Linked DNA regions of Homo sapiens: region 1 is linked to region 2. Evidence: read pairs that join two places in POLR2A ChIA-PET (ENCODE). Cell type or tissue: Panc1. All regions are shown on one strand. Each heading gives the region's core, and the rest is flanking DNA. Links, peaks and the distances in the headings are about the cores only. Region 1 overlaps RERE (arginine-glutamic acid dipeptide repeats). Region 2 holds the start of SNORD128 (small nucleolar RNA, C/D box 128).

Region 1 (15,500 bases), core at 4,423-12,422, 53 kb after region 2:
CATTTTCTTTTTTCAGATAGGGCCTCTAATTAATTAGGGTGACAGAGCTAAGTAAGCTTGGTTATCCAATTTTAAAAGAGAATTTTAGAAAATGAATTAAAAAAAAATTTTTTTTTGAGACAGAGTCTTGCTCTGTTGCCCAGGCTGGACCAGTGCAATGGTGTGATCTCAGCTCACTGCAACCTCTGCCTCCCGGGTTCAAGTGATCCTCCCACTTCAGCCTCCCCAGTAGCTGGGACTACAGGTGTGTGTCACCACACCCGGCTAATTTTTGTATTTTTAGTAGAGACAGGGTTTCACCATGTTAGCCAGGCTGGTCTTGAACTCCTAACCTCAAATGATCTGCCCACCTTGGCCTCCTAGAGTGCTGGGATTACAGGTGTGAGCCGCCATGCCCGGCCTAAGGAGATCTTGATAAGCAAAGGTTTGGGAAACTGGTTGACCTCGACCAAAAACCCACCTAACATTAATCTAAGAAATAAAGGAGCTTTGCCTAGAGAAGACCTGGAGCTTTGATCTGTGGTGATCTCTCCCACGTTGAAGTCTTGATTTCATCAGGCAGAGCTGTTCCAATTCTCAGAGCAGCTTAAAGAGTGGGGTGGGCTCTGGATTTTTGGGATCCTACTGCTCAGTTCAGTCCATGGAAATGAAATTCTCCAGTCCTTTAGCAATAACAAAAGTAGAAAATTATTTTCAGATCGTCCTTTGAGACAACCCAACTTCTTTGTCAGCTTCATAGTCACTTTCCAAGTTTATGACCCCAGAGCAATCTGACCTTGGTAGCTTGTCTCCCTCATTAAATTCTCTGACTTCATAATCAGCTCACATTCCCTTCCTCTCTCTCCCTCTCTTTTTAAATATCTGTAAAACATTCAAATGATCCACGTAGATTTATCTTGCTTTTAGGCCACACTCTGAGATGTGTAATCCGGTTGCTCACACATTTAGAGGAGTCCATGAGCATCACGCCATGCTACTCTCCACTGGTTTGAACATCTTAGGCACTCAGGCATTCCGTTACGAAGATGGGCATGTGTACGGGTGCACTCTACTGAGCCTGAGTATCTTCACAAAAGGGGTGGTGGATTCTTGAAGGTGAAGAGCAAACATTTTTGTCTGTTTCTGGATAATTAAATTTACCTTAAAAATATACATGGAAAAAGGAAGGTCTTTATTTTTCATCTTATACTGAATTTAATTCTACTGCGTTTCCATTCCTACTCTTGTGTGCAGGGCTCTGCTGGATGTTTGAGACCGTTGTATCCACTGTTTGCTCTCATAATTCTTCCTCTAGTTGAATCTTCTGTTCCTATCATTGTTAGTTTGTTCTTCTATTATTCAAGTGACTTTTTTTTTATTTGGCTTAGTTTTTTGGAAACAAGACTTAGAAAAAACATTATTGATTTCTGTGTACAAAAGGAAGGGAGCGTATCAGTGACTTTAAACAAACAGCATTTGTTCTTTCACTGCTAAGATCTCTGCAGGAGTTACCACCAACCTTGGTAACTGCTTGGCAGTATGGCAGGTGACATGCCATCCCACTGTGGTATCCTTGACTGATTTGGGTAGTGGGTGTAAATGAGTGCTTGAGTTGGATTTATCACCACAGAATCTAGAGAGGGGACAGCAGCCACACAATTGAAAATTTGTTTTGAGTGCCTCTTTTGCTTCAGATGGTGTTCTGGGGCTCACAGGGCCTGCTGAGGTGAGCAGCTTGCTCCCTGCTCTTGGACAGGGAGATCAGGAAGGGTGCTGTAGAGGAGGCTTATTTGAGAGGACCTTGAAGGATGGATAGGATTTCACCGGGCAGAGTTGACAGAGGTTAGTTAATTGGAGAACAAGGGCTAAAAGAATTTGAGTGGTTGGTTAGTAGCAAGTTGTTGCCCAGTTTGGATGAAGCTTATGGGTGGGGGAGGATGTGAGGTAGCTAATTCAGAGCCTTCCACTTTTGACTGAGAAGTTTATGTTTAATTCAACAGGAAACGAGGAAAAATTATATATTTTTGAATGTGTGGGGAAGGATAGGACTGGAGCTGCCCTTGAAGACCAGTCTGGCAGTAGCATTGGAAGAGTGGAGGTGGGCTGAGGACGTCTTGTAAACTTGGCTGTGCGTTAGAGTCATCGGGAGAACTTGAAAATGCCCCAATGCTGGCCTGTACCCCAGCAAGTCAGAGCAGAATCCCTAGGGTGGGACATGGGCATCCAGGCCCTGAGAACTACTGGACTGGATCAGGACTATGCCCCTAGTGAGAGACGTTGAGAGCTGTCGGTGTACAGCAGCACTTCACACTATTAGCACGCTGGAGTCACATGAGGAACTTCAGACACACAGAGCAGAAACTTGGGTCCAATTTAATTCATCTGGGGTACAAGTTTCCAGTGTCCCAGGATGTTAGGACACTAATATGCAGCCAAAGTGGGTGGAAGATTGGGCTAGAAAATTGGTGGGAGGTCGGGATGTTGAGGCAAGGAGTATTTTTTTTGTTCTTTTTTGAGATGGAATTTTGCTCTGTCACCCAGGCCGCAGTGCAGTGGCACAATCTCAGCTCACTGCAACCTCTGCCTTCCGGGTTCAAGCTGTTCTCCTGCCTCAGCTTCCTGAGTAGCTGGGATTATAGGCATGTGCCACCACACCCCAGCTAATTTTTGTATTTTTAGTAGAGACGGGGTTTCGCCATGTTGGCCAGGCTAGTCTCCAACTCCTGACCTCAAGTGATCCACCCGCCTCAGCCTCCCAAAGTGCTGGGATTACAGGTGTGAGCCACCGCGCCCAGCTGAGGTAGTGAGTATTGACTGCATTGTTGACATAATGGATAGTTAAGCCCCAGGCTGCATAGAGAACATGGGGAACCAGTACAGAAGTGGTAGAGGAGTTGAGGGACACAGTCAAGAAGAGGGATGTTGTGGGGGTCATGGTAGCTGTGCAGTAAATAGGGAAAATCTGTAGTTTCACATCTTAGGTATGGCTACCGGTAGATGGCTAGGCTGGAATAAAGAGCACCAAGAATGGTAGACACAGACTATTAGAAGGGCCGTGGGCAACCTTTTCCACGTTCCTGAGAGTGCTGTCGAAAGGTAGGATGGAGGAAGAGACTTAGCTAGCTAGGAAGAGACTTTGGTGCTGGTCACAGGATAAGAAGGAGATGGGTTTGGCAAGTGGTTGACACTGTGATGGGGGAACCCGGATGGGCATGGTTGATGAGACGGTGAGACAGGATTGCTACTGTTGACAAAACAACTTCTGGCCCTATAACTGGAGGGGTTAAAAGGGATTCTGTGTGGATCTGAAAGTGAGAAAGCTGCAGCAGGGCTCGGGGGTTGGGGTATGAGGCCTTTTGGAGAACTGCGTGTGAGAGGACAGTAGGTCTCTAGGGGACGTCGTGCGAGGCATCAGTTGGGATTTGCTAAGGTGAGCTTCTGGTCAGAAGGACGTCTAGTCTGGACTGGGCTGGGAATACAGGAAGGGCTGGGAAGGAAGGAAGCGTGTGCTATGCTGGTCATTTAGGTCCCATGGAGAGGGAGGTGAGCGTTGCCTCCACACGCAGCTCTGCTGGGTGCTGTGCTTCTCGGTGGCTGTTGGAGCTCCTGGCTTCTCAGTGGGATCACTAAATCGTTAACTGGTAAATGGAGCCGAAGTGCATTAACATGGAGAGGTTGAAGGTGGAGGAAAGGTACGAGAAGATAGAGTTTTGTGAATGGAAGACTATGTAGACTAAGATCGCAGATTCAAGTGTTGGCTGTAGAATATATTCCTGCTGTTTGTCTCCTCAGTCACTCAACAATGAGTACTGACTGTGTACGAGGCACCTTCTCAACTCTGGGAATAGAAATAACCGTGGAGGTACTGTTCTCATGGGATTTGCATTCTAATAGGGACCACAGACAAATAAGCAAATTAACTTAAATAAGATGAATTCAGGTAGATGCCATGAGGAGGATAAACTAGTTTTGCCACACACAGACTGAGTAGGGTAGAAGTTGTATAGCTATAAAAGTGACTCCTTCAGGGTAGAAGCAGCTTCTCATTCCATGTTACTATTCTCTCTTGAGTAATTCTGGGTAAATGATACCACTGATCATTCATGTCAGTCAAGAGTGATCTATATTTTTCTAGCAATTCAAATTACTGACCCCCATCCAATAATCTTTGTGGTCATGTTTCACAATTGCCTATAAACTGCTCATTGTTAGGACCTGCTAAATAAATGTCTTTAGGACTCAATAACTTTCAGAGTTTAGAACAGATTAAATTTAGCTGAAAGGAAAGATGGGATCTCTGCTATGGAAGTGCAGTCACGTAGTGGTCTTTGACAGAGCAATCTGTGCGTTTTTCATACCTAGATGTGCATTTTTCAGCATGAGTTACACAATAGTAGAATATTTTTAAATTCTAACAAGATTCTTTGAAGTTTTTTCATGACATTTTGGATTGGGGGAAAGATTAGAAGAGAAAGGTCTGGTTCTTGTTAAAACCTTTGCTGATAATCTTATGTCAGCTGTGGGTGAATACTCCCCATGGCCAGGAGAGACAGAACAGGGAGAAGTTGGAGCTGAACCCAAAATGGGGCTCTGTCTAGCCGGCGGAGTTCCCTTTAAATGTCACTGTTGTTTCGTTTTCTTTGATGCTTTCTCAGTGTAACATGTTTTATCCAAACAGGCTGGAGGGCCTAAAACAAACAAACAGAAGACATGAAGGAGCTTGATGTGTGGATAATTCATTTCCTCTTTGTAAGGAACATTTCTTTGATCCTTTATTAGGCCACAAAATGTTTCTGCCTGCCGTTAGCCATTCTTGACTGTGTTGAGAGGCCCCGCCAATTCCAGCCGGCCTGGATTCAGAGCAGCCTGATCTTCCACCAGCCTGGGAAGAAGGCTGTAAAGGCCGATCTCATGTCTCAGGGCTGTCCCCAAGTTAACCAAGCGAAAGAGCTGCAGTGCTGTTGTGTGAGGTTTCATGCGTGAGGTTTCCTGTGTGAGTGGTGCTGACATCGTGTCCAGTCATTCTTCAGTTTGATTTTTCAAAAACAAGAAATTCTGGTTCTTCTTCCTTTTTTTTTTTTGTTTGTTTATTTGTTTGTTTGTTTGATTGATTGTTTGAGATGGAGTCTTGCTCTGTCACCGAGGCTGGAGTGCAGTGGCGTGATCTCGGCTCAGTGCAACCTGCGCCTCCCGGGTTCAAGAGATTCTACTGCCTCAGCCTCCCAAGTAGCTGGGATTACAGATGTGCGCCAGGGCCATCTGGAGGCCTCTGCACACGGCAGGCATTTAATAAATGTTTCTTCAATGACGTTTCCTATTAGCCACCATGCCCAGCTAATTTTTATGTTTTTAGTAGAGATGGAGTTTCACCATGTTGGCCAGGCTGGTCTCCAACTCCTGACTTCGTGATCCACCCGCCTCGGCCTCCCAAAGTACTGGGATTACAGGCGTGAGCCACTGCGCCTGGCCTTTTTTTTTCCCCCTTTTTATTCCCTTCCCTCACTTCTACTTTTTTCAGATAACTCTTCATCTATCTGTGGAAAATGCACCCAATAGTAATTATTTTCTTTAGAATATTTATGCTGAGAAGACAAAAGTGTTGGTAAACCTGCTTTCTGGTTGAGTCTGTGCCTTGGACCAGTTGCTGTACCTTGGGAGAGTCATTGGTCCTCTCACTAAGAAATGAGAGTAATAATAATTAAATAGTCCCCTTCTGGCTCTGAAAGGCCCAGATACTGATAATAGGAAACGTCATCGAAGAAACATTTATTAAATGCCTGTCGTGTGCAGAGGCCTCCAGGTGGCCCTGGACAGGAACTCCCCACCTCAAGAAGATGATGTTCTAATGGCAGTGGTGGACTTGGATGCCCAGAACATAGTGCTGGGCAGAATGGGGAAGTTCCATGGGGCACACAGAAAGATGGAAACACAGAGGAGCACGACATGACATAGGCATGAGATAGTAAGGGAATTTGTTCAGAGCCGCAGCAGTGGTGAGTGGAGTACTCAGGAATCCAAGTCAGATCATCACACCCAATATCGGCTCCCCAGACAGCAGAACTACCCTGTGAGGAGACACAGAGAGTGCAGGATGTATTCGGAGAAGCAGGCAGAGCCTGGCTCGAGTTGGATCTGGAGGTGGGGTGGCAGACGCAGGCAAGTGCCGCACACTCATTCTTCTGTGTCCATTGCATACACGGTCAACACAGCACAGCCTCCACTGGAGCTGAAACGAAACCTCAGAATCCACATGCTTGGTAGATTTTACCTCTGCATAAAAGTGGGGTTCCTCAGGCAGCAACCTTTGCTGTTCTGCAGCCTCTGCTGGTGATACCCAGGCAAACAGGTTCTGAAGTGGACCTCCAGAAAACTCCAGCAGACCTGCAGCAGAGGGGCCTGACTGTTAGAAGGAAAACTAATAAACAGAAAGGAATACCATCAACATCAACACAAAGGATGTCCACACAGAAACCCCATCTGAAGGTCACCAACATCAAAGACCAAAGGTAGACACATCCACGAAGATGAGGAAAAAACAAGGCAAAAAGTCTGAAAATTCCAAAAACCAGAACGCCTCTTCTCCTTCAAAGGAGTACAGCTCCTTGCCAGCAAGGGAACAAAACTGGATGGAGAATGAGTTTGACAAATTGACAGAAGTAGGCTTCAGAAAGTGGGTAATAACAAACTCCTCCGAGCTAAAGGAGCATGTTCTAACCCAATGCGAGGAAGCTAAGAACCTTGAAAAAAGGTTAGAGGAACTGCTAACTAGAATAACCAGTTTAGAGAAGAACATAAATGATCTGATGGAGCTGAAAAAAAAAACAGCAGGAGAACTTTGTGAAGCATACACAAGTATCAATAGCCGAATTGATCAAGCAGAAGAAAGGGTATCAGAGATTGAAGATCAGCTTAATGAAGTAAAGCGTGAAGACAAGATTAGAGAAAAAAGAACGAAAAGAAATGAACAGGCCCGGCACAGTGGCTCACGCCTATAATCCCAGCACTTTGGGAGGCCGAGGCGGGCGGATCACGAGGTCAGGAGATTGAGACCATCCTGCCTAACATGGTGAAACCCCGTCTCTACTAAAAATACAAAAAAAAAAAATTAGCCCGGTGTGGCAGTGGGCGCCTGTAGTCCCAGCTACTCGGGAGGCTGAGGCAGGAGAATGGCGTGAACCCGGAGGCGGAGCTTGCAGTGAGCCGAGATGGCGCCACAGCACTCCAGCCTGGGTGACAGAGCGAGACTCTAAAAAAAAGAAAAGAAAAGAAATGAACAAAGCCTCCAAGAAATATGGGACTATGAAAAGACCAAACCTACGTTTGATTGGTGTGCCTGAAAGTGACACAGAGAATGGAACCAAGTTGGAAAACACTCTTCGGGATATTAACCAGGAGAATTTCCCCAACTTAGCAAGACAGGCCAGCATTCAAATTCAGGAAATACAGAGACCACCACAAAGATACTCCTCGAGAAGAGCAACCCCAAGACACATAATCTTCAGATTCACCAAGGTTGAAATGAAAGAAAAAATGTTAAGGGCAGCCAGAGAGAAAGGTCAGGTTACCCACAAAGGGAAGCCCATATCAGATGAGAAGAGTAACCCCAAGACACGTAATCTTCAGATTCACCAAGGTTGAAATGAAAGAAAAAATGTTTAGGGCAGCCAGAGAGAAAGGTCGGGTTACCCACAAAGGGAAGCCCATATCAGACTATCAGCGGATCTCTGCAGAAACCCTACAAGCCAGAAGACCGTGGGGGCCAATATTCAACATTCTTAAAAGAATTTTCAACCCAGAATTTCATATCCAGCCAAACTAAGCTTCATAAGCGAAAGAGAAATAAAATCCTTTACAGACAAGCAAATGCTGAGAGATTTTGTCACCACTAGGCCTGCCTTACAAGAGCTCCTGAAGGAAGCACTAAACATGGAAAGGAACAACAGGCGCCAGCCACTGCAAAAACATGCCAAATTGTAAAGACCGTCGACACTGTGAAAACTAACACAAGGACAGAAAACCAAACACCACATGTTCTCACTCGTAAGTGGGAGTTGAACAGTGAGAACACATGGACACAGGGAGGGGAACATCACACACCAGGGCCTGTTGGGGGGTGGGGGCGGGTAGGGGAGGGATAGCATTAGGAAAAATACCTAATGTAGATGATGGGTTGATGGGTGCAGCAAACCACCATGGTACGTGTAAACTATGTAACAAACCTGCACGTTCTGCCCATGTATCCCCGAACATAAAAAAAAAAAGGTGGGGTTCCTGCCGCAGGTGGTTGCTGATGGAGACGATTGTCTATCTGTCTTCTTCTGCAGTTGGTTCAGAACCAAGATCACCTCTGTAATTTCCTGCTTATGAAGATTATTGTCTTCAACCACTGGGTGTTGGGGCTGGCCCATCTACATGTGTAGATGATGGCTGAAAAATAAAATAAGTAAAAAAGAGTCCAGATGCTTGGGTGTGGTGTGGGTATGTGAGAGTCCAGGCTGAAGTGACAGAATGGAAGGTGCCAAGCACTTTAATTGGCACACTGAAGAATTTGTGCTTTTTACTGTCCTTGAACAGAGCTATAGTCAGCTTTGGAATTCCAGTGAAGAAAAGTCTGTACCTTGGTGGAACAGCAGTTACATACGGCAAGATCTTCCATGGTGCAACCTGTCTTGGTTCAAGAAAGTGTTTTCAGTGACCCTAGTTTGTTTCTGTTAGGTAAAACCAGACTAAATATAGCTGAGATGTGGAAGCATGCTTGGTACCCCAAAGAATTTCTGGGTCTTCCTTTAGGTAGATACAAAGCTAAGAAAAATATTTTATCCCTATGAAGCCCCTAAAAGAATTTTGCCTGAAAGCGCATACCCACTCCCAAATTTAAATTGACTTTTTTTATGATAAGGATGTAACTTCCAAAATTACAAACATTGACATTTAAAAATAAAATTGTCCCCTCACTCTTTTAAATATTACAAGTGAATTTTAAATACCATAGTGATTTATACCCATTATCTTTTTTTTTTTTTTTAAATAAAGAAAAGAGGTTTAATTGGCGCACAGTTCTATAGGCTGTACAAGCATGACACCAACATCTACGCACTTCCTGGGGAGGCCTCAGGGAGCTTTTACTTATGGCGGAAGCTGAAGCGGGAACACCACATCACATGGTGGAAGAAGGAGCAAGGGGGTGGGGCTGCTACACACTTTTAAACAACCAGATCTTGCAAGAACTCACTCACTATTGCAAGCACAGCACCCAGAGGATGGTGCTTAAACCATTCATGAGAAATCCACCCACGTGATCCAGTAACCTTCCACCAGGCCCCATCTCCGACATTGGGGATTACATTTCAACATGAAATTTGGGAGGAGACAAATATTCAAATTATATAATTCCATTCCTGGCTTCCCGCAAACCACATGTCCTTCTCACATTACAAATTATCCGTTATCGATAGTCCCCCAAAGTCTTACCTCATTCCAGTATAAACTCAAAAGTCCTAAGTCTTATCTGAGACAAGGCAAGTCCCTTCCACCTATGAGCCTGTAAAATCAAAAACAAGTTATTTACTTCCAAGATACAATGCGGGTATAGGCATTGGATAAACATTCCCATTCCAAAAGGTAGAAATCAGTCAAAAGAAAGAGGCATTGAGCCCAATGCAAGTCCTAAACCCAGCAGGGCAATCATTAAATCTTAAAGCTCCAAAATAGCCCTTGACTCCATTTGCCACAGCCTGGGCAAACTGATGAGGGGCAGGCTCCCAAGGTCTTGGGCACTTCCACTTCTGTGGCTTTGCAGGGTTCAGCAAATTGGAGTTGAATGCCTGCAGCTTTTCCAGGCATACAGTGCAAGCTGCTGATGGATCTACCATTCTTGGGTCTGGAAGACAATGGCCCCTTCCCACAGCTCCACTAGGTGGTGCCCCAGTGGGGACTCTGTGTGGGCCCTCCAACCCCACATTTCCCCTCTACACTGCCCTAGTAGAGTATCTGTGTGAGGGCTCCATCTCTGCAGCAGGCTTCTGGCCTGGGCACCTGATACATCCTCTGAAATCTTGGCAGAGGCTGCCAAGCCTCCATCACTCTTGCACTCTGTACACCTGCAGACTTAACACCACCTGGAAGCTGCCACAGCCTATGGCTTGTACCCTCTGAAGCAGCAGCCTGAGCTGTATCAGAGGCCCTTTGAGCCAAGGATGTAGTCACAGGGGCATGTGGGAAGCAGTGTCCCAAAGCTGCAGAGGGCAGCAAAACCCCATGCCTGGCCCTGAAAACTATTCTTTCCTCTTAGGTTTCTCATCCTATGATGGGAGGGGCTGCTGGGAAGGTCTTTGAAATTCCTTTAAGGCCTTTCCCTCATTGTCTTGGATATCAGCGCTTGGCTCCCTTTTAGTTACACAAATATCTCTAGCAAGTGATTGCTTTACAGCCTGCCTGAATTTCTCTCCTGAGAAAGCTTTTCTTTCTTTTTTTTTTTTTTTTTTTTCTTTTTTTGAGACTGAGTCTCACCTGTCACTCAGGCTAGAGTGCAGAGGTGCTCACTGCAACCTCTGCCTCTTGGGTTCAGGTGATCCTCCTGCCTCAGCCTCCCAGGTAGCTGGGATTACAGGTGTGTGCCATCATGCCGGGCTAATTTTTTGTATCTTTAGTAGAGATGGGGTTTCACCATGTTGGCCAGGCTGGTCTTGAACTCCTGACCTCATGATCCACCCGCCGCGGCCTCTCAAAGTGCTGGGATTACAGGCGTGAGCCACCACGCCCAACCAAAAGCTTTTCTTTCTTTGCCACATTGCCAGGGTGCAAATGTTCCAAACTTCTTTGCTCTGCTTCCCTTTTAAGTATAAATTCCAACTTCAAGTCATTTCTTTGTCCCCACATTTGAGTTAAGCTAGTAGAAGCAGCCAGGTCACATCTTGAATACTTTGCTGCTTAGAGATTTCTTCCACCAGATACCCTAGGTCATCACTCTCAAATTCAAACTTCAACAGATACCTAGGGCAGAAACACAACACAGCCATCTTTTTTGCTAGGACATCACAAGGGTGACTTTTGCTCCAGTGCCCAATAATGTCCTCATTTCCATCTGAGACCTTCTCAGCCTGGTCTTCACTGTCCGTATCACTGTCAGTATTTTGGTCACAACCATTTAACCAGTCTTTTAAGAAGTTCCAAACTTTCCCTCATCTTCCTGTCTTCTTCTGAGCCCTGCAAACTCTTCTAACATCTGTCCATTACCCCGTTGCAAAGCTGCTTCCATATTTTCAGGTGTCTTTATAGCAGTACCCTACTCCTGGCACCAATTTTCCGAATTAGGCCATTCTTGCATTGCTATAAAGAAACACCAGAGATTGGGTGATTTATAAAGAAAAGAGGTTTAATTGGCCCACAATTCTGCAGGCTGTACAAGCACGGTGCTGGCGTCTGTGTGGCTTCTGGGGAGGCCTCAGGGAGCTTTTACTTATGGTAGAAAACGAAGTAGGAGCAGGCACATCACATGATGAAAGGAGGAGCAAGAACTATCATCTATTTTTAAAATAAGCTTTTTTTTTTTTTTTTTTTAAGATGGAGTCTTGCTCTGTCACTTGGGCTGGACTGCAGTGGCGGCACCATCTTGGTCCACTGTGCAACGTCTGCTTCCCAGGTTCCAGCAATTCTGCTTCAGCCTCCTGAGTAGCTGGGATTACAGGCGTGCGCCACTATGCCTGGCTAATTTTTGTATGTTTAGTAGAGACAGGATTTCGCCATGGTGGCCAGGCTGGTCTTGAACTCCTGACCTCAGGTAATCTGCCCACCTAAGCCTCCCAAAGTGATGGGATTACAGGTGTGAGCCACCATGCCCGACAAGTTCATTTTTTAAAAGCAGTCCAATGTTGCATCTTATCCTTTTCCCCCTTTAATTTTTATTTCCATTCTACTTCCCCAGGGACTTTATACTAAGATGATACATTTTATGTTTGAAAGTCCAGTGTCCGATTGACCTTTAGTACTTCCCTGCAACAAAAAGTGTGTGTATTGAAATCGGGCATATGGTTATTTCCTTTAATAATAAAGCTCTTAAGTATAGAAGAAATGTTTTTTCAAATTATAATTATTAGAGCACAGTTGATGAAAACAACGAAATAATGTAAATGTTGATATAATTTTCATTTTTGCTTAACATTTATTGGAAATAAATTGTATGGTTTTTTTAAACACGTAAGTGCCCAGAAACCTTGTTTATGTGAGTAAGTAGATGGGAATGATAGTTTTGTTACAGTGTCACTCAGTTATTTGAATTCTTTCCATAATAATGCCAAAAGTATAATTTGTCGTCAGATATGACTTTCCGCAATCTATCAGATGACACTTCCACTAGGACCTCCTTGTGTTTTGTTGAAAGCAGAGAATCAGAAAATGTCTGACTTGTGGAGTCTTTCTCATCCTGACCTCAGAGCTAGGCACTGTGTCAGCACCAGTGTCAATGTTTTAAATTGTCCCCTTGTTCAGTGCCCCTGGGGCAGTGCTGCCTGGTAGCCTTCCAGATGGGAGCGGGGGAGAGGAGGCTGCCTTTGTGAAGTGAGAGGGGGGCAGTGGTGGGGATAGAAGAAGAGAGGCTGCATCCCCTCACAGGAGCGTGTGCCTTCTCAGGCTGATGGATTGTTGGAAAGAGAACATAGGAAAAAAATGTCTTTTGTGTCCATACATCCCATTTTGCGGACTATGGTCTTACACATCTTATATGCCAGGCCCACTTCTGGGCACTGGGAGAGTCAAGGAAACCCACGCCCCCATAGGAGCTGGGCTAGTGGTGTGACGAGGGCTAGCTTAGGAGCTTGGGGCAGGAAACCGGGCTGCATATTGCACTGGAAATTGAATGATGAAAAACTTGCTGTCCTTGCCCTCCAAGGGTTTATCATCTGAGGTCACATAATAAAGCAAAACAGCCCCCCCACCCCCCCGAAAAACAAAAAACCTGCATGAGCTAAAGAAAACCCTCTGCTAGCTCTTGTTATTTAGTGTGTTCATAGAGCAGTTATATTACTCTGGCATACTTTCTATTTTTTTTTTTTGAGATGGAGTCTCCCTCTGTCACCGAGGCTGGAGTGCAGTGGCATGGTCTTGGTTCACTGCAACTTCCGCCTCCTGGGTTCAAGCGATTCTCCTGCCTCAGCCTCCCCAAGTAGGTGGGACTACAGGCATGTACCACCATGCCCAGCTAATTTTTTTTTTTTTTTGTATTTTTAGTAGAGACGAGGTTTCACCATGTTGGCCAGGCTAGTCTCAAACTCGACGTTAGGTGATCCGCCAGCCTCGGCCTCCCAAAGTGCTGGGATTACAGACAGGAGCCACCGTGCCCAGCCTTTTTTTTTTTTTTTTTAGGTGGAGTCTCGCTCTGTCGCCAGGCTGGAGTTCAGTGGCATGATCTCGGCTTACTGCGACCTCTGACTCCCTGGTTCAAGTGATTCTCCTGCCTCAGCCTCCTGAGTAGCTGGGATTACAGGCATGCGCCACCACGCCCAGCTAATTGTTTGTATTTTTAGTAGAGACAGGGTTTCACCATATTGGCCAGGATGGTCTCGATCTCCTAACCTCATGTCCGCCTGCCTCGGCCTCCCAAAGTGCTAGGATTACAGGCATGAGCCGTGCCTGGCCATAAACCATTTTTAGAAGGAGTCAGGCTTTACCAGACTGCCAAAGGGTCCATGGCACAGAAGAGATAAAGAACTGTGCACTCAGTGCTGGCCCCTTCCACATACTACAAATAGTTTCCAGAGTCCAAGATGACAGTTTCAATACAGTGGTTTCATGGAAGGATGCTGCATAGAGTTGGTGTTGGGCACAATGTTACTGGCTTGGTACATGCACCATAGATATTTTGTTTTTGTTTGTTTGAGAGGGAGTTTCACTCTTGTTGCCCAGGCTGGAGTGTAATGGCGCGATCTCAGCTCACTGCAACCTCTGCCTCCCGGGTTGAAGCAATTCTCCTGCCTCAGCCTCCCCAGTAGCTGGGATTACAGGCGTTTGCCACCATGCCCAGCTAATTTTTTGTATTTTTAGTGTAGACGGGGTTTCACTGTGTTGGCCAGGCTGGTCTCAAACTTTTGACCTCAGGTGATCCACCCACCTCGGCCTCCCAAAGTGCTGGGATTACAGGCGTGAGCCACTGTGCCCAGCTCACACCATAGGTATTTTAAATGTTGCATTAGACTCTCAGACCTGTTATTGTCCTGCATTATCCTAAGGATGCTACTATTTCCTGTAATCCCATTTACAGTCAAGTATCAGGGAATCCACCTGGAACCGCCAGGGGGTGTGGTTCCCAAGGGTCATTGACCTTTCTTGCTCCTCCTTTCCATCTGAGGGAGAAAACTTTCATTGCCTCCAGATTGTGTTTCAAAACAATGGAGAATGTTCTTGGTTTTATTACTAAGTAGTCTTGACCTCTAGCTTCGTAGTTATTGATTGGTTTGTTTCTTTAACATCTTGACATTCATTATTTTCTTCCTGGTGTTTTCTTAGGCAGTTGATTCCTCCACACACCAGCTCTCCTGACTTGAAGCTACGGAGATGCATTTAGATCAGGTTTCTTGCATGCTGCTGGCTTTATCTCATTTACAGTATCGCATTTCTGTTGCCATACACTGTAGGATCTGGGCCTCCCCACAGCTTTAGAACAATTAGTAATTGAGCAGGAAGTGTGTTTTTATTACAGTGGCCTTTTGATTTTGATTTTACAATCATGTAGTGTTTAGCAGAGAGCAGAGGTGGGCAAGTGGCTCTCTCAAACACATTTTTGACAGAGAGAAGTCTGTTGTTTCAGCCACTTGGCTATCTGTCAGCGGTTCTCAGACTTCCCCCTTGTGTGGGTTGCCTGGCAACCTGGGGCTGGAGCAATCAAACCGTGGCCAGCGCTTCTCCAGCCCAGACTGGGAGACGATTTACTGGTGGAACTGTAAGTACAGTAAACCCAAGCCTCAGAAATGGACCTTTTTTCTTTTTTAAACCAAGAGTTTATAGAAACCATATCAAGGCAAAAAGAGAGAGAGAGGGAGAATATCAATTAGAGAGTTTTGTTGTAAACATTTTAAATAATAAAATTAGGGCCTGTAATGAGCTTATCATCTATCCAGATATGTATAAGTTAATATTTTTACTTAGTTGGATTATTACCTTTTTTTTTCTTTAACTGTTTTACTGGAACATTCAACATTTTAAAAGTTAGTACTTTTAAACGCTACATTTGAGTACTTGTGATGCTGTCTTTCCACGAAAACCTCAGGCGCAGAGAGTGTTCATGGCTAGCCGGAAGTAAACTGTGAGGCCTTGCTAGAATCAGGCCTTTGAATCAGAGCCCAGCTCTCCTGATGCCTGTGTTCCTGGTTTACTGTAGTGAGCACAAAATGCTGATTGCTCTTTTCCCTATTTTTCAAAATTAGCTGAAAAATCCAGAGACCCATCTATATGGGAAATCCCTATACCTTCTGTTCCGTTTTGCTGTGAACCTGAAATTGCTCTAACAAATAAAGTTTATGAAAACATTT
Region 2 (15,500 bases), core at 3,014-11,013:
CTTGAGCCTAGGCGGTTGAAGCAGCACTGAGCCACGATCACACCATTGCACTCCAGCCTGGTGACAGAACCAGTCTTTAAAAAAAAAAATTAACCTTTTTATTAGGAAAATATTAACATATACAAAAGCAGGGAAAGAATAATACAGTAAAGTCCTTCTCTTCATTACTCAGCTTCCTCAAGTATCAAATCCTAGTCAAACCCATTTCATTTATTCCCCCTCACACCTCTTCCTGCCGTTATTTTAAACGCCTCACAAATACATCATTTTCCTTGTAGATGTTCCAAAAATAAGGGATTTGGACACAATCACAATATATCAGAACATATAAAAATTACCAATTTCTTAATATTCAAGTGTATACGATGCCCAGATTTCCCTAATTGTCTGTCTGTATCTTTCTCTCTTTCTTTATATTTTCATAGTTCAAATTAGAATCTAAATGAGAGCCATTCATTGCAGTTGGTTGATACATCTCTTAAATCTCTCTTAATTCCCAGGTCCTTCCCCTAGTCCCCCAGTGTATGTGGTAAAGAAGCTATTTCATCCTGTAGGGTGTTCTGCAGTCTAGATTTGGCTGATTGCATTAAATTTGTTACTTTGCTCTTTGCATGACTTGAGAATTAGTAGTTAAATCTAGAGGTTCGGCCTCATTCTAGTTTGGTACCCTGCCTTCCAGAAAAATGCTTCCTGGGTGGTGGTAAGTGCTTCTGCCAGGAGGCTCATATGTCTCTTTTTTAATTGTAATTAGCAGCCACTGATCATTTATTTTTTTTTTTTGAGACGGAGTCTCACTCGGTCGCCCAGGCTGGAGTGCAGTGGCACAATCTTGTCTCACTGCAACCTCCGCCTCCCGGGTTCAAGCCATTCTCCTGCCTCAGCCTCCTGAGTAGCTGGGATTATAGGCGCCCGCCACCACACCTGGCTACTTTTTTGTATTTTTAGTAGAGACGGGGTTTCACTATGTTGGCCAGGCTGATCTCGAACTTCTGACCTCATGAAACACCCGCCTTGGCCTCCCAAAGTGCTGGGATTATAGGCCTGAGCCACCGCGCCTGGCCACCACTGATTATTTCTTAGATCCATTATTTTATTAGGGATTTCAAAACAGTGATATTCTAATTCTGCCATCCATTTATTCCTTGTACAAATAAATGAAACTTCACCCTTATCTTTCCATGGTTACCAGTGGATTTTATTTTTTAATCTATAATCAACTTTAATCAGTTCTTATTGATGATTAAAAGATCCATTTTGGGCCAGTAGGAGCATCTTCCTTCGTATTTGTCCTTTTCACTTAATCCCAGTGGTTTTTGTCCTTTTCACTTAATCGTTTTTCTCTAGTAAGACATGATTTTACTGCCTCACCTTATACATTGTCTTCCCTAGATGTGGAATTAAACTTGTCTCAGAAGAGCCCTCTTTTATTGTAGTGGGAAGTGGTATTTACATACTGGGTGCTGGGGTATTCATTCTTACTGGGTTGGTTGCTATTTCGAGGCCTTTTCAGTAGACAGAATAGGAAATAGGTGTTTTATTTCCCTACTTTCTTAAAGATAAAATACATTCTAAATTTATGCTGATACATCCAATTCAAATTCAGATTTTTCTATGGCCTTTATACTAATTCTGTCCTTCTTTTATGTATATCTTTATTTTTTTCCCGTGACTCAAATCCCATTTTTTAATGACACCAACAAAATTACTTATTTGCTTCAATTCCATAATACACATATAACAGCCCAGAATAGCAATAATCACATGGCTACAAACAGTATGCTTATTGAAAACAGCTTGGTATTGCATTTTGTTATGTATATCCTGCCAGGGCTGTATAAGCAAATTAATATATCTTAGAGTTACTTGAAACAGTTCCTAGAGTAGAACCAGCTCAATTGTTGCATTTCTTTCCATTTGGTGTAGTTTTAATGAGATTATTATTATTTAAGCTTCTTATTTTCATTCCCTCTGCCCCTTCTTAGATAAATAATAACATAATATACATCCTTTTGCTACCTTTCTTTTAACAGTATATTCTTGTGTTCTCCTCATAGCAGTATATAGAGCTCCTTCTCATTCCCTTCTATAATACTATTTCATAGAACTCCATGTATGAATGTAGCAGTTTATTCATCTGATCCCTATTAATAGGCATATGAGTTGATTCCAGTCATTTGCCATTACATGTAATGCTGCAGTGAATAGCCTGTGCATATAGATTTTGATGTTTTTGCCAGTGTATCTTGGGGCTATATCCCCAGAAGCGGGATGGCTGACTTAGAGGACAAGTGCATATATAATTTTGGGGGTTTTGCCACATTCCCCTCCACAGAGATTGTATCAGTTTGTGTTGACACTAGCAACTAATATGAGTGCTAATTTTTTTCGTGGCTTTATGTGTTGTCAAACATTTGGCTTTATGTCAGTATGATAGATGCAAAATTGAATATGTGCCATTAATTTGCATTTCTGTTGTCAGAGAGGTTGACTCATCAATTCTTTTTTATTTATTTATTTATTTATTTATTTATTTATTTATTTATTTTTAATTGATCATTCTTGGGTGTTTCTCGCAGAGGGGGATTTGGCAGGGTCATAGGACAATAGTGGAGGGAAGGTCAGCAGATAAACAAGTGAACAAAGGTCTCTGGTTTTCCTAGGCAGAGGACCCTGCGGCCTTCCGAAGTGTTTGTGTCCCTGGGTACTTAAGATTAGGGAGTGGTGATGACTCTTAACGAGCACGCTGCCTTCAAGCATCTGTTTAACAAAGCACATCTTGCACCGCCCTTAATCCATTTAACCCTGAGTGGACACAGCACATGTTTCAGAGAGCACAGGGTTGGGGATAAGGTCACAGATCAACAGGATCCCAAGGCAGAAGAATTTTTCTTAGTACAGAACAAAATGAAAAGTCTCCCATATCTACTTCTATCCACACAGACCCGGCAACCATCCGATTTCTCAATTTTTTCCCCACCCTTCCCGCCTTTCTATTCCACAAAACCGCCATTGTCATCATGGCCCATCCCCAATGAGCCGCTGGGCACACCTCCCAGAAGGGGTCGTGGCCGGGCAGAGGGGCTCCTCACTTCCCAGTAGGGGCGGCCGGGCAGAAGCGCCCCTGACCTCCCGGATGGGGCGGCTGGCCGGGCAGGGGGCTGACCCCCCCACCACCCTCCCGGACGGGGCGGCTGGCCAGGCAGAGGGGCTCCTCACTTCCCAGTAGGGGCGGCCGGGCAGAGGCGCCCCTCACCTCCTGGATAGGGCGGCTGGCCGGGCGGGGGGCTGACCCCCCCACCACCCTCCCGGACGGGGCGGCTCGCCAGGCAGAGGGGCTCCTCACTTCCCAGTAGGGGCGGCCGGGCAGAGGCGCCCCTCACCTCCCGGACGGGGTGGCTGGCCAGGCGGGGGGCTGATCCCCCCACCTCCCTCCCGGACGGGGCGGCTGGCCGGGTGGGGGGCTGACCCACCACCTCCCTCCCGGACTGGGCGGCTGGCCGGGCAGAGGGGTCCTCACTTCCCAGTAGGGGCAGCCGGGCAGAGGCGCCCCTCACCTCCCGGACGGGGCGGCTGGCCAGGCGGGGGGCTGACCCCCCCCACCTCCCTCCCGGACGGGGCGGCTGGCCGGGCGGGGGGCTGACCCCCCCACCTCCCTCCCGGACGGGGCGGCTGGCCGGGCGGGGGGCTGATCCCCCCCACCTCCCTCCCGGACGGGGCGGCTGGCCGGGCGGGGGGCTGACCCCCCCCACCTGCCTCCCGGACGGGGCGGCTGGCCGGGCAGAGGGGTCCTCACTTCCCAGTACGGGCAGCCGGGCAGAGGCGCCCCTCACCTCCCGGTCGGGGCGGCTGGCCAGGCGGGGGGCTGATCCCCCCACCTCCCTCCCGGACGGGGCGGCTGGCCGGGCGGGGGGCTGACCCCCCACCTCCCTCCCGGACTGGGCGGCTGGCCGGGCGGGGGGCTGACCCCCCACCTCCCTCCCGGACTGGGCGGCTGGCCGGGCGGGGGGCTGACCCCCCACCTCCCTCCCGGACGGGGCGGCTGGCCGGGCAGAGGGGTCCTCACTTCCCGGTAGGGGCGACCGGGCAGAGGCGCCCCTCACCTCCCGGACGGGGGGCTGATCCCCCCACCTCCCTCCCGGACGGGGCGGCTGGCCGGGCAGAGGGGCTCCTCACTTCCCAGTAGGGGCGGCCGGGCAGAGGCGCCCCTCACCTCCCGGACGGGGCGGCTGGCCGGGCGGGGGGCTGACCCCCCACCTTCCTCCCGGACTGGGCGGCTGGCCGGGCGGGGTGCTGACCCCCCACCTCCCTCCCGGACGGGGCGGCTGGCCGGGCAGAGGGGTCCTCACTTCCCGGTAGGGGCGACCGGGCAGAGGCGCCCCTCACCTCCCGGACGGGGCGGCCGGCCGGGCGGGGGGCTGACCCCCCCACCTCCCTCCCGGACGGGGCGGCTGGCCGGGCAGGGGGCTGACCCCCCCTCCCGGACGGGGCAGCTGGCCGGGCAGAGGGGCTCCTCACTTCCCAGTAGGGGCGGCCGGGCAGAGGAGCCCCTCACCTCCCGGACGGGGCGGCTGGCCGGGCGGGGGGCTGACCCCCCCCCCCCCTCCCGGACGGGGTGGCTGCCGGGCGGAGACGCTCCTCACTTCCCAGACGGGGTGGCTGCCGGATGGAGGGGCTCCTCACTTCTCAGACGGGGCGGTTGCCAGGCAGAGGGTTTCCTCACTTCTCAGACGGGGCGGCCAGGCAGAGGCGCTCCTCACATCCCAGACAGGGTTGCGGCCCAGCAGAGGTGCTCCTCACATCCCAGACAGGGCGGCGGGGCAGAGGCGCTCCCCACATCTCAGACGATGGGCGGCGGGGAAGAGGCGCTCCTCGCTTCCTAGATGGGATGGCGGCCGGGCAGAGACGCTCCTCACTTTCCAGACTGGGCAGCCAGGCAGAGAGGCTCCTCATATCCCAGACGATGGGCGGCCAGGCAGAGACGCTCCTCACTTCCCAGACGGGGTGGCGGCCGGGCAGAGGCTGCAATCTCGGCACTTTGGGGGGCCAAGGCAGGCGGCTGGGAGGTGGAGGTTGTAGCGAGCCGAGATCACACCACTGCACTCCAGCCTGGGCACCATTGAGCACTGAGTGAACGAGACTCCGTCTGCAATCCCAGCACCTCGGGAGGCCGAGGCTGGCGGATCACTCGCGGTCAGGAGCTGAGACCAGCCCGGCCAACACAGCAAAACCCCGTCTCCAACTCATCAATTCTTATGATTAAGAGGCATTTTCGTTTCTTTTTCTGTAAACTGTCTAATTATATTTCTAGTCCATTTTTCTCAAGAATGGGGGGGAGGTTGGTCCTGCTCACAGTAATAGTACTTTTCGATTAATAACAGACATTAGAGAACTGCTGTACCCAGTACTGTACTCGGTGCTGGGGAAGCAGAACTCAGTACTAGTGTCAAAGACCTTTTGACTCCAACATTTGTTGTGTTATTGTTGTTGTTATTATTATTGTTGTTATTATTTTGAGACAGAGTCTTGCTCTGTCACCCAAGCTGGAGTGCAGTGGTGCAATCTCAGCTCACGGGAACCTCCGCCTCCCAGGTTTCAAGCGATTCTCCTGCCTCACCCTCCCAAGTAGCTGGCACTATAGGCGTGTGCCACCACGCCTGGCTAATTTTTGTATTTTTCGTAGAGACAGGGTTTCACCGTGTTGGTCAGTCTGGTGTCGAACTCCTGACCTCAGGTGATCTGCCCGCCTCGGCCTCTGAAAGTGCTGGGATTACAGGCGTGAGCCACCACGCCAGGCCCATTGTGTTTTAATTTTATCCCACTATTTTCACTATGTGTTAAGCAGAACTAATTGTGACACTCAGTTCAATGTTAGAGAAGTCAATACTTAACCAAAGAAGAACATCCTTGCTTGGAGAAAGTCAGCTTGATACACATTTAGAGGCATGGAAGACAGCCTGTAAAGCTGTGTGGGTGCTGATGGCTAGCCTGAGAGCCACATGGCCTACTAATGTGATGTTTTGCTATGCAGTTGCCTCAAAAACTTGAATACCAACATTTAAAACCACAAACTTTTACATAAATGTGAAGATTTCTGGAATTTGGAAAAAGATGGAGGATGTACACACACTGGGTCCCATTCCTGTGTGGCAGCATTCCCTGGATGGGGCGGTTCTATCTCCATTTCCCCGTGGTCCACTTCACTCTTGAGTTCTTCACACCTGCACATCCAGGTCGGGAGCCACTGCCACACATAGCTGTTCAGCACTTGGAATATGGCTAGTCCAGATTGGGATATGGCATTTTGTTTAACGTGACTACTAGAATATTTAAAATTAAATATATAATTCTTATTTTATTTCTGTTGGATGGTGCTGGCTTATATTCAGCCTGCTGCATTCACTTAAATTGTTTGCCCAGGCTTCATGTCCCATGGAGCTCTATCAGACTCATGTGCCCATGGTCATCATTTGACAGGATGAGAACATGAGTATCTTGCAAATATCTGACTTTTCACAGGTCTCTGCTGGTTATGGTGGTCATGGCACCTGCTTGCTCTTGCTCTGTCCCAGCAGAGTGTGGGTGAGAAAATGCCACAGGTATTTAAATCTGATCACTTACAGTCTTGGTGGGGAGCACTGTTGCTCGAATATTTTTTTAAATTCTTTTTATTGAGGTATACTCTATGTACAGCGAATTGTTCGTATCTTATGTATGCTTTTCAATCTGCCGTGATGATTCGTATCAAGGCACAGAACATTTCTGTCATCCCAGAAAGGTCCTTCCTGTTCTTCACAAGCAATTCCTTCTTTCGTAAAGAAATCACTGCCCTGATTTCTGTTACCACAGGTCAATTCAACTACATATGTGTGTGTGTGTGTGTGTGTGTGTGTGTGTGTGTGTATATATTTATTTTTTTTTTTTTATTTTTTTTTTTTTTGAGATGGAGTCTTGCTCTGTCACCTAGGCTGGAGTGCAGTGACACAATCTTGGCTCACTGCAACTTCTGCCTCCCGGGTTCAAGCGATTCTCTTGCCTCAACCTCCCAAGTAGCTGGGATTACAGGCACATACCACCACGCCTGGCTAATTTTTGTATTATTAGTAGTGACGGGGTTTTATCATGTTGGCCAGGCTGGTTTTGAACTCCTGACCTCAGGTGATCCACCCACCTCAGCCTCCCAAAGTGCTGGGATTATAGGCGTGAGCCACCATGCCCAGCCTCAACTATATATAAATTTTTAAAATTTAATTTAGTTTAATTTTATTTTATTTTTGAGATGGAATTTCGCTCTGTCTCTCCCAGGCTGGAATGCAGTGGCACGATCTCAGCTCACTGCAACCTCTGCCTCCCGGGTTTAAGCAGTTCTCTGCCTCAGCCTCCTGAGTAGCTGGAATTATAGGCGCCCGCCACCGTGCTCGGCTACTTTTTGTATTTTTGGTAGAGACAAGGTTTCAGCATCTTGGCCAGGCTGGTCTTGAACTCCTGACCTTGTGATCCACCCACCTCGGCCTCCCAAAGTGCTGGGATTACAGGCGTGAGCCACCAGGCCTGGCCTCAACTATATTTTTTAATGTTTACTTAATACTCATCTAGTTTTGGTATTGACCATGACTTATATTGCTATTGACTGTCTTAAGAGTAACACTATTCTAATAGGATAGCTCACTTAATTTTTTAGCAAATATCCTTAGGTGAGGTATCATTTGCATATGTCTTCTTTGTCAACTTGTTATATTGGAAATGTATGTGTGTTTCCTTCTTTATCAATAGCTGTTATCATCTAAAGACATTATTTTGTTTTTTTGTTTATTTTATGCATATGTGTGTGCTTCAGTTTTACTCTTGGTATCATGCTGGCACTGGTTTACTTTGACACTGTTAAGCAGATATTAAGCAGTCTATTGTGAAATCTTCTATGGTGAAATGATCCTGACATGTGAAATAGGTCAGTTTAAATGACTCATGGTTTTGTTGTTATTTTTCTGCTGTCCAAGGAAAGAGTCTCAGTAAAACATTGTATATGTTCCTAAAGACTGCTTATTGAGATAGCTCTTTATAATTAATACATGCCTTGATTGTGACTTACTCATCCCTGTCTTACAGGCCAAACTTCCAGATCTGCAACCATTTCCTTCTCCAGATGGTGATACAGTGACCCAACATGAGGAACTGGTCTGGATGCCTGGAGTTAACGACTGTGACCTCCTTATGTACTTGAGGGCAGCAAGGTAATAGGAATCTACCCCCATCCTGCTTTCTGAATTAGACCATCTGAACTGATTATAGGCAGTAAACTTTGCATTTCCCCTGAGATTTTATTTCTATATTGGGCGTTCTCTGACTTTAAGTTTGGTTACACCCTCTGTAATCGGGACCCTGGCTCTTCTTACCAGAGAAAAATAGTTTGAAGTAATTTTTTTCATGATGAAGTAATGTTTTTCTTCTTGGTGTTTGCCCCACATCAAATTTTGGAACTTTTCAAGAGGAAAACAGCTTAGGCCATACATACAGTTACCAAAACCTCTCAATCCAGTTGAGTACTTCAGTCATTCAGCTCATCTGAAAACCCCACTACAGAGGGGTGGGGGTGAGGGGAGGGAGAGCATTAGGACAAATAGCTAATGCATTCGGGGCTTAAAACCTAGATGACGGGTTGATAGGTGCAGCAGAGCACCACGGCACACATATACCTAATGTAACAAACCGACACGTTCTGCACTTGTATCCTGGACCTTAAAGTAAAATTTAAAACAAAAACAAAACCCTCTACAGATTTCATGTTCTGTCTCTACTTTGTGGCTGTTCATTAGTGCCTGTCCTGAACTTGACATTTTTGTGGCTTGCCTACATGAGAATATTTATCTGTGATCACCCTCGTGGCAGTTGCATAGAACATACAAATGCCTTCGATGCAGAGAGAAGTGTGAATTCGCTCCTCACACGGCACAGAGCGGGCACCACAGAGCGGTCGTCACAGAGCAGGTGTCACAGAGCAGGCAGGCAGACTTTGTATGTAGTGATTCTGGGTCTTGGCAACGACAACAAAAACATGAAAGCAAGGATTAGGGCATCTGAATTTTAACCCTGGATGGGTTTGTGGGTTTCTTTTTTTTCTTTTTTTCTTTTTTTTTTGGTTGTTACTTGTTTTGTTTTTTTGAAACAGGGTCTTGCTGTGTCACCCAGGCTGGAGTACAGTGGCACAATTATAGCTCACTACAGCCTTAACTTCCTGAGCTCAAGCGATCCTCCTGCCTCAGCCTCCTGAGTAGCTAGGGTTATAGACCCGTGGCACCATGCCCGGCTATTTTTAATTTTGTTTTTGGTTGAGATGGGGTCCTTTCTGTGTTGCCCCAGTTACCTGGCTGTTTTCTAGTCAACGGTGTTGTGCATGGTGGCATTCAGTAGAGATGAGAATGTGTAAGTGGAGTGAATGACTAAGAGGTTTTATCTCTGGTTTCTCACCTTTTTTTTTTTTTTTTTTTAAGACAGGGTCTCACACTGGAGTGCAGTGGCATAATCATGACTCATTACAGCCTTAACCTCCTGGGCTCAAGTCATCCTCCCACCTCGTCCTCCCCAGTAGCTAGGACTACAGGCATGCACCACCATACCTGGCTAATATATTTTTTTTCTCTCTCTATGTTGTCAGGGCTGATTTTGAACTCTCTGGCCTCAAGCAGTCCTCTGGCGTCAGGCTCCCAGAGTGCTGGGATTACGGGCATGAGCCATCACACCCAGCCATGATTTTTTACTTTTAATTCACCTAAAGGTAGTTGATATGCAGAATGAGAGGAATTAAGTAAAATTTTAGATGACTTAATTTCACATGTTTTCTGGAGACTTTTCTTTCAGAAGATTGTCATCTACTGAAATATTGTGGCTCATAGATTTAGATTCTTCATGCTCTCAAATCTAAAATCTTAGTACTGCTAAAACGTGGGAAGAAACAATACAAATGGATCTGACTAAAAGTAACATATGTCTTTCTGCGTGAGTGAAGAGGAACTTAAATTTATTTTTGGTCTGGGCGTGATGGCTCACGCCTGTAATCCCAGCACTTTAGGAGGCTGAGGTGAGCAGATCACCTGAGGTCAGGAGTTCGAGACCAGCCCGACCAACACTGTGAAACCTTGTCTCTACTAAAAATACAGAAATTAGCTGGGCATGGGGTGTTCCTGTAATCTCAGCTACTCGGGAGGCCGAGGCAGGAGAATCCCTTGAATCCTGGAGGTGGAGGTTGCAGTGAGCCAAGATTGCGCCACTGTACTCCAGCCTGGATGACAGAGTGAGACTCCATCTCAAAAGAAAAAAAAAAAAAAATAGGAGCAGAGGCAGAGCTGGGAACTGGTTCATCATGCGTGTAGTAATGGAATTTGTTCTGGGCTGGAAATGTCCTCTGAAAATTGAAGGTCTAAGTCTCTGTCCTGATATTACTATGTACTAATAAAGGAAAAACCTTTTCTTCTGAAGGAGCATGGCGGCATTTGCAGGAATGTGTGATGGAGGCTCTACAGAGGACGGCTGTGTCGCAGCCTCTCGGGATGACACCACTCTGAATGCACTGAACACAGTAAGTCTTTTGAAGTCACCCTGAGTGGGAAGACACTTCTTTTTCCCCTGAACTGGCTGTAGGGAATGTGTGATGAGTGCGGAGCATGAAGTCGCCTGTAGACTCAGGAGTGAGTTGTGGTCTTGGCTGTTGGGTGCCATGGGGGCTCCAGGCCAGTGATGTGGCACCTGCAGGTTCATTTCCTAATCTGTGTCTGTGCTGCAGGTTTGAGGTGACTCTCAAATGAGATCCTAATAATAGCACCTGATACTTAACTGAGGCCTCACAAAGCCAAGTACTGTGCATAGAAGATCTTGCTTAATCCTCACAACCACCTCTAGGTTCTATTTTTATTTTTATTTATTTTTTATTTTTTTGAGATGGAGTCTCGCTCTGGCAGTGGCGCGATCTCAGCTCACTGCAAGCTCCGCTTCCCGGCTTCACACCGTTCTCCTACCTCAGCCTCCGGAGTAGCTGGGACTACAGACACCCACCACGCCCAGCTAATTTTTTGTATTTTTAGTAGAGACGGGGTTTCACCATGTTAGCCAGGATGATCTCAATCTCCTGACCTTGTGATCCTCCCACCTCGACCTCCCAAAGTGTTGGGATTACAGGCGTGAGCCACCACGCCCGGCCTCTAGGTTCTATTATTATCACCTTTTTAGACATAAGGAAATAAGTTGAGAGAGATTAAGTCACAATTTAAGGTCATACCCCCAAGATTGGAATCTAGAAGCCGTGTTTTTGTACTTCACTGTTTCTGAGACCATGTATTTATTTTAAAGCACATGGAGGGATGGGAAGAAGCTAAACTTTTTTGCATAAACTTGTTTTTTATAAAGTATACTTTGGAACATGTTAATATTTTACATGACTATAAAAAGTTTTACACGAATAATTTCTAAAAAATTAAAAGTAAAGGGAAATGAGGCTAATGTTACTGAGTTGGTTGCATGACATACCATCATAATTACTCATCTACTTTAATCCCATAATAAACACACAGCAGCTCAGATAACAACACACTGCTGCAAACAATATGATTACTGAAACCAGTTGTCTTTCGTTCTTTGTTTGTTGTTGTTGTTTTTATTTGTTTTGGCCTTAGGCTATATCCCATGGGGCTGTATAGGAATATTAATGTATTTTAAAGTTACATGAAATAATTCCTCTCTATCATTACTAATGTGAAACCATTAAATCTGAAGAGCTAATGATATTTATGGAATCAATTTCTGATATATTGATAGTCTGCATCGTTGTGTATGTGTATGTAGGCTGTTGAGTATGAGGCTAAGCACCTCTTCTGATGATTAACCAAATGTCATTTAAGCACCCCTTTGTTCTTTTTCTTTTTTCTTTTTTTTTAATTTCTTGAGAGGTCACTATAGTTAGAAGAGACTTTCAAGATCATCTGTCCCAGTTTCTAAATAGGAGAATCCGAGGCGGCTAGATGACTTAAATACTGACAGTCCCAAAAGTTCCTAACAGAGGGAAGAAAGTAGTCCCCATTCCTGATTTAGAAATCTACTGTGCAGCTTGCTTTTGAGGAAACGTAGATATCTGCGTGATATGGCTGATTTTTATTCCTAGTATAATTAGGTTTCTTGAGTATGATATAACATTTGAGTGGTTTTGCTAGGGATATGCCATTCTGTAAATAAGAGAATGTTTTTTCACATTGTCATAAATATTGTGTGTTTGTGTACATTGTCACTGATTCGATAGGATAGTTAGTGGGGATTTTTTTGTTGGTTAGTTTTAAATACAAAATCTTTATTTTGAGCATATGATTAAGCCAGAAGGGGCCTTTAAGATTATTTTACAGATGAGGAAGCTGAAACTCAGAGGTTGATGATACTACTGCCCAGTAGAGGCTGTGGTAGGTTAGATATGAATGTCTGTGAATTCAGAATACCTTAAAAGTGTGTGTACAAAGAGAAAGTCTTTGATAGGAACTTTTTTCTGTTGTTGTTGTTTGTTGTTGTTTTTTCTTGAGGCAAAGTCTCGCTCTGTCACCCAGGCTGGAGTGCAGTGGCACAGTCACAGCTCACTGCAGGCTCACTGCAGGCTTGACCTCCCAGGCTCAAGTGATCCTCCCACTTCAGCTTCCTGAGTAGCTGTAGCTGGGATTACAGGCATGTGCCACCGCACTCAGCTAATTTTTGTTTTTGAGACCATCTTGCTCTGTTGCCCAGTCTGGAGTACAGTGACACAGTCTTGGCTCACTGCAGCCTCAACCTCCCAGGCTCAAGCTTTTCTCCCACCTTAGCTTCCCAAGAGCTGTAGCTGATATCATAGACGCCCACCATCATGCTTGACTAATTAAATAAAAATTTTTTTTGTCAAGATGAGGTCCCACTGTATTGCCCAGGCTGGTCTCGGACTCCTGGGCTCAAGTGATCCTCCTGCCTCGGCCTCCCAAAGTGCTGGGATTACAGGTGTGTGCCACTGCACCTGGCCTTTTTTTAAGTTTTATTTTTTTTGTAGAGACATCGTCTTACTTTGTTGCCAGGGCTGATTTCAAACTCCTGGTCTTAAGTAATCCTCCTGTCTCAGACTCCCAAAGTGCTAGGATTACAGGCATGGGCCACCATGTCTGGCCAGTTGTTCTCTGTATAAAAGCTTTGTGAAAAAAATCCTGCTTTCATAACTGTGCTATCAGTTGAATTTTGAATAATGAAGATCTTGCCATATTTAATTAAATGTCTATTTTTGGCACTTTCTTGAATGTATATGATTTATTCCCCTTTTTATTCCAAACTCTCTTAAGAATTCTGTAGACCATACTTCAGTATAGAAATCATTTTGGCTACTTTTGCCCATGGTTCTTTGTGGCAAGCTCCTTCTGAAGGTTTTGTTAGCACTCCCAGAGATTTTTTTGTTGTACAATTTTTCATTTTTATGACACTGAAACTCTTCAGACTAGCCTGACATGGCTCAGGTGTCTTAGGTTATGTGTACATATTTTGTGATGAATTGAAAAGTTATGTGCTGTTTTAATTTTTGTACTTCACTGTTGAACTGACTCCGAAAACTTCAGTTGCAAGCATTTTCCTAATGAAAAATGAATGAAAATATCCTGTGAGAGAAGTTACTGGGATTTTTTACTTCCCTAGAGTAATAGAAGATTTGAGCTGTGTTAAGTAATAAGTTAAAAAGATATATACATTGTTGTGTGGAAAGCATTTATTGTTTTCTTAGAGTATAGCATAGATTTAAAACAAGGTTAGGCATTTATCAGTTTAGAAGAAACCTGTGAGTAATTAGTGTATATTTCCTGCTTCCTAGGGCAACATAGAACTTAAATGAAATAGGCTATATGGCCACATTAAAGTGTGTTGAACATCCAGTAGGAGTATTTAAATACGAGTAAATTTAAATAAATCGTTTCATTTTTAAAACTGCAATTGGTTTAGAAAATTTTTGAGCTGTCAGTTCTTTTTTGTTTGTTTGTTTGTTTGAGGCAGGATCTTGCTCTGTTGCCCAGGCTGGAGTGCAGTGGTGGATCACGGCTCACTGCAGCCTTGACCTCCTGGGCTCAAGCAGTCCTCCCACCTCAGCCTCCAGAGTAGCTGGTACCATAGGTGTGCACTACCATGCCCAGCTGTTTTTCTTGTTTTGTTTTGTTTTTTGTTTTTGTTTTGAGATGGAGTTTTGCTCTTGTTGCCCAGGCTGGAGTGCAATGGCGCAATCTTGGCTCACCACAACCTCCCAGGTTCAAGCGATTCTCCTGCCTCAGCCTTCCGAGTAGCTGGGATTGCAGGCATGTGCCACCAAACCCGGCTAATTTTGTATTTTTAGTAGAGACAGGGTTTCGCCATGTTGGTCAGGCTGGTCTCGAACTCCCGATCTCAGGTGATTCACCTGCCTTGGCCTCCCAAAGTTCTGGGATTACAGGCGTGAGCCACTGCGCCTGGCCCAGCTGGTTATTTTTACTTGCAGAGATGATGTCTCACAATGTTGCCCAGAGCTATCAGTTCTTTATGACAATTATGTGGACCTATTTTTGAATCTAAGCTCTTAGATTACTTATTTTTATTCTGTTTTTTCTTCATTATTAACAAAAGAGATTGCTAGTGTGTAATTTTTGAAACAACTTATTGAGGTAAGATTTATGTATAATAAACTGCTCTGTTTCAAAGTAAAAAATTTGAGGGTTTTCAGATATATAAATCTGTGAAACTACTTATAAATCTGTGAAACTACTATAATGTCAAGATACAAAACATTTCCAACACCCCCAAAAGTTGCCTCATGGCCTCTTATAATCATTTTCTGCTTCCAGCCTCAGATAGCCATTGAAGTATCGTGTTTTCAATGTTTTTTTTATTTTTTTAAAATCATTTTGGAGTAGTTTGCATTTCGCGGAATGTTACAGGAATGGAATCATATTGTGTGACTTCTTTGGGCATAAGGATTTTGAGAGCCAGTTGTGTTTCATGTATCGATAGTTCATCCCCTTTTTATTGATAAGTATTCCCTTGTATGGATATGCATATTCACAATTTTTTCATATTCTTTAACCTTGTTAAACAACATTCTGGTTGTTTATAAGCTTTTGGCCATTATAAATAAAAGTTTTTTCAACATTGTTGTATGAGTCTTTATGTTGACATTTATCTTCAGTTCTCTCAGGTAAATACTTGGAGTGGCAGGATTGTTTGTACGTAGGAAGCTCTCTCAGAAACTGTCAAACAGGTTTCTTTTCTTTTCTTTTCTTTTTTTTTTTTTTTTGAGATGTTGCCCAGGCTGGAGTGCAGTGGTGCGATCTCGGCTCACTGCAACCTCCTCCTCCCAGGTTTAAGCAGTTCTCCTGCCTCAGCCTCCTGAGTAGCTACAGGCATGTGCCACCACGTCCAGCTAATTTTTTTGTATTTTTCGTAGAGACAGGATTTCACCACGTTGGCCAGGATGGTCTTGACCTCTTGACCTCGTGATCCGCCCG

The links. ChIA-PET counts read pairs that join two places held together with the same protein. Peaks named below come from ENCODE experiments on the same cell type or tissue, not always from the same donor. Only the 100,000 strongest peaks of a DNase experiment are listed, where the experiment ranks them.
Region 1: POLR2A ChIA-PET joins it to region 2 with 5 read pairs; 7 of 35 experiments call an interaction of 5 or more read pairs at or near these places.

What each region holds. Positions count from the first base shown.
Region 1 is chr1:8,438,425-8,453,924 of GRCh38, reverse strand. The region is part of intron 11 of RERE (arginine-glutamic acid dipeptide repeats); the gene reads left to right. Among named protein-coding and RNA genes, the nearest start is that of RERE-AS1, 22 kb to the right of the region's middle. RefSeq lists enhancers at 3,009-3,508, 4,413-4,912. In Panc1, for the core only: CTCF peaks have their summits at 9,926 (motif pointing right) and 10,213 (motif pointing right); no DNase peak of the experiment used is centred there.
Region 2 is chr1:8,490,133-8,505,632 of GRCh38, reverse strand. RERE (arginine-glutamic acid dipeptide repeats) reads left to right here. Exons shown (of 23, transcript NM_001042681.2): 9 at 8,104-8,228; 10 at 10,471-10,570. SNORD128 (small nucleolar RNA, C/D box 128) reads left to right here and starts at 10,720; the gene lies at 10,720-10,833. RefSeq lists enhancers at 411-1,320, 2,465-3,148. In Panc1, for the core only: no CTCF peak of the experiment used is centred there; a DNase peak (open chromatin) is centred at 7,992.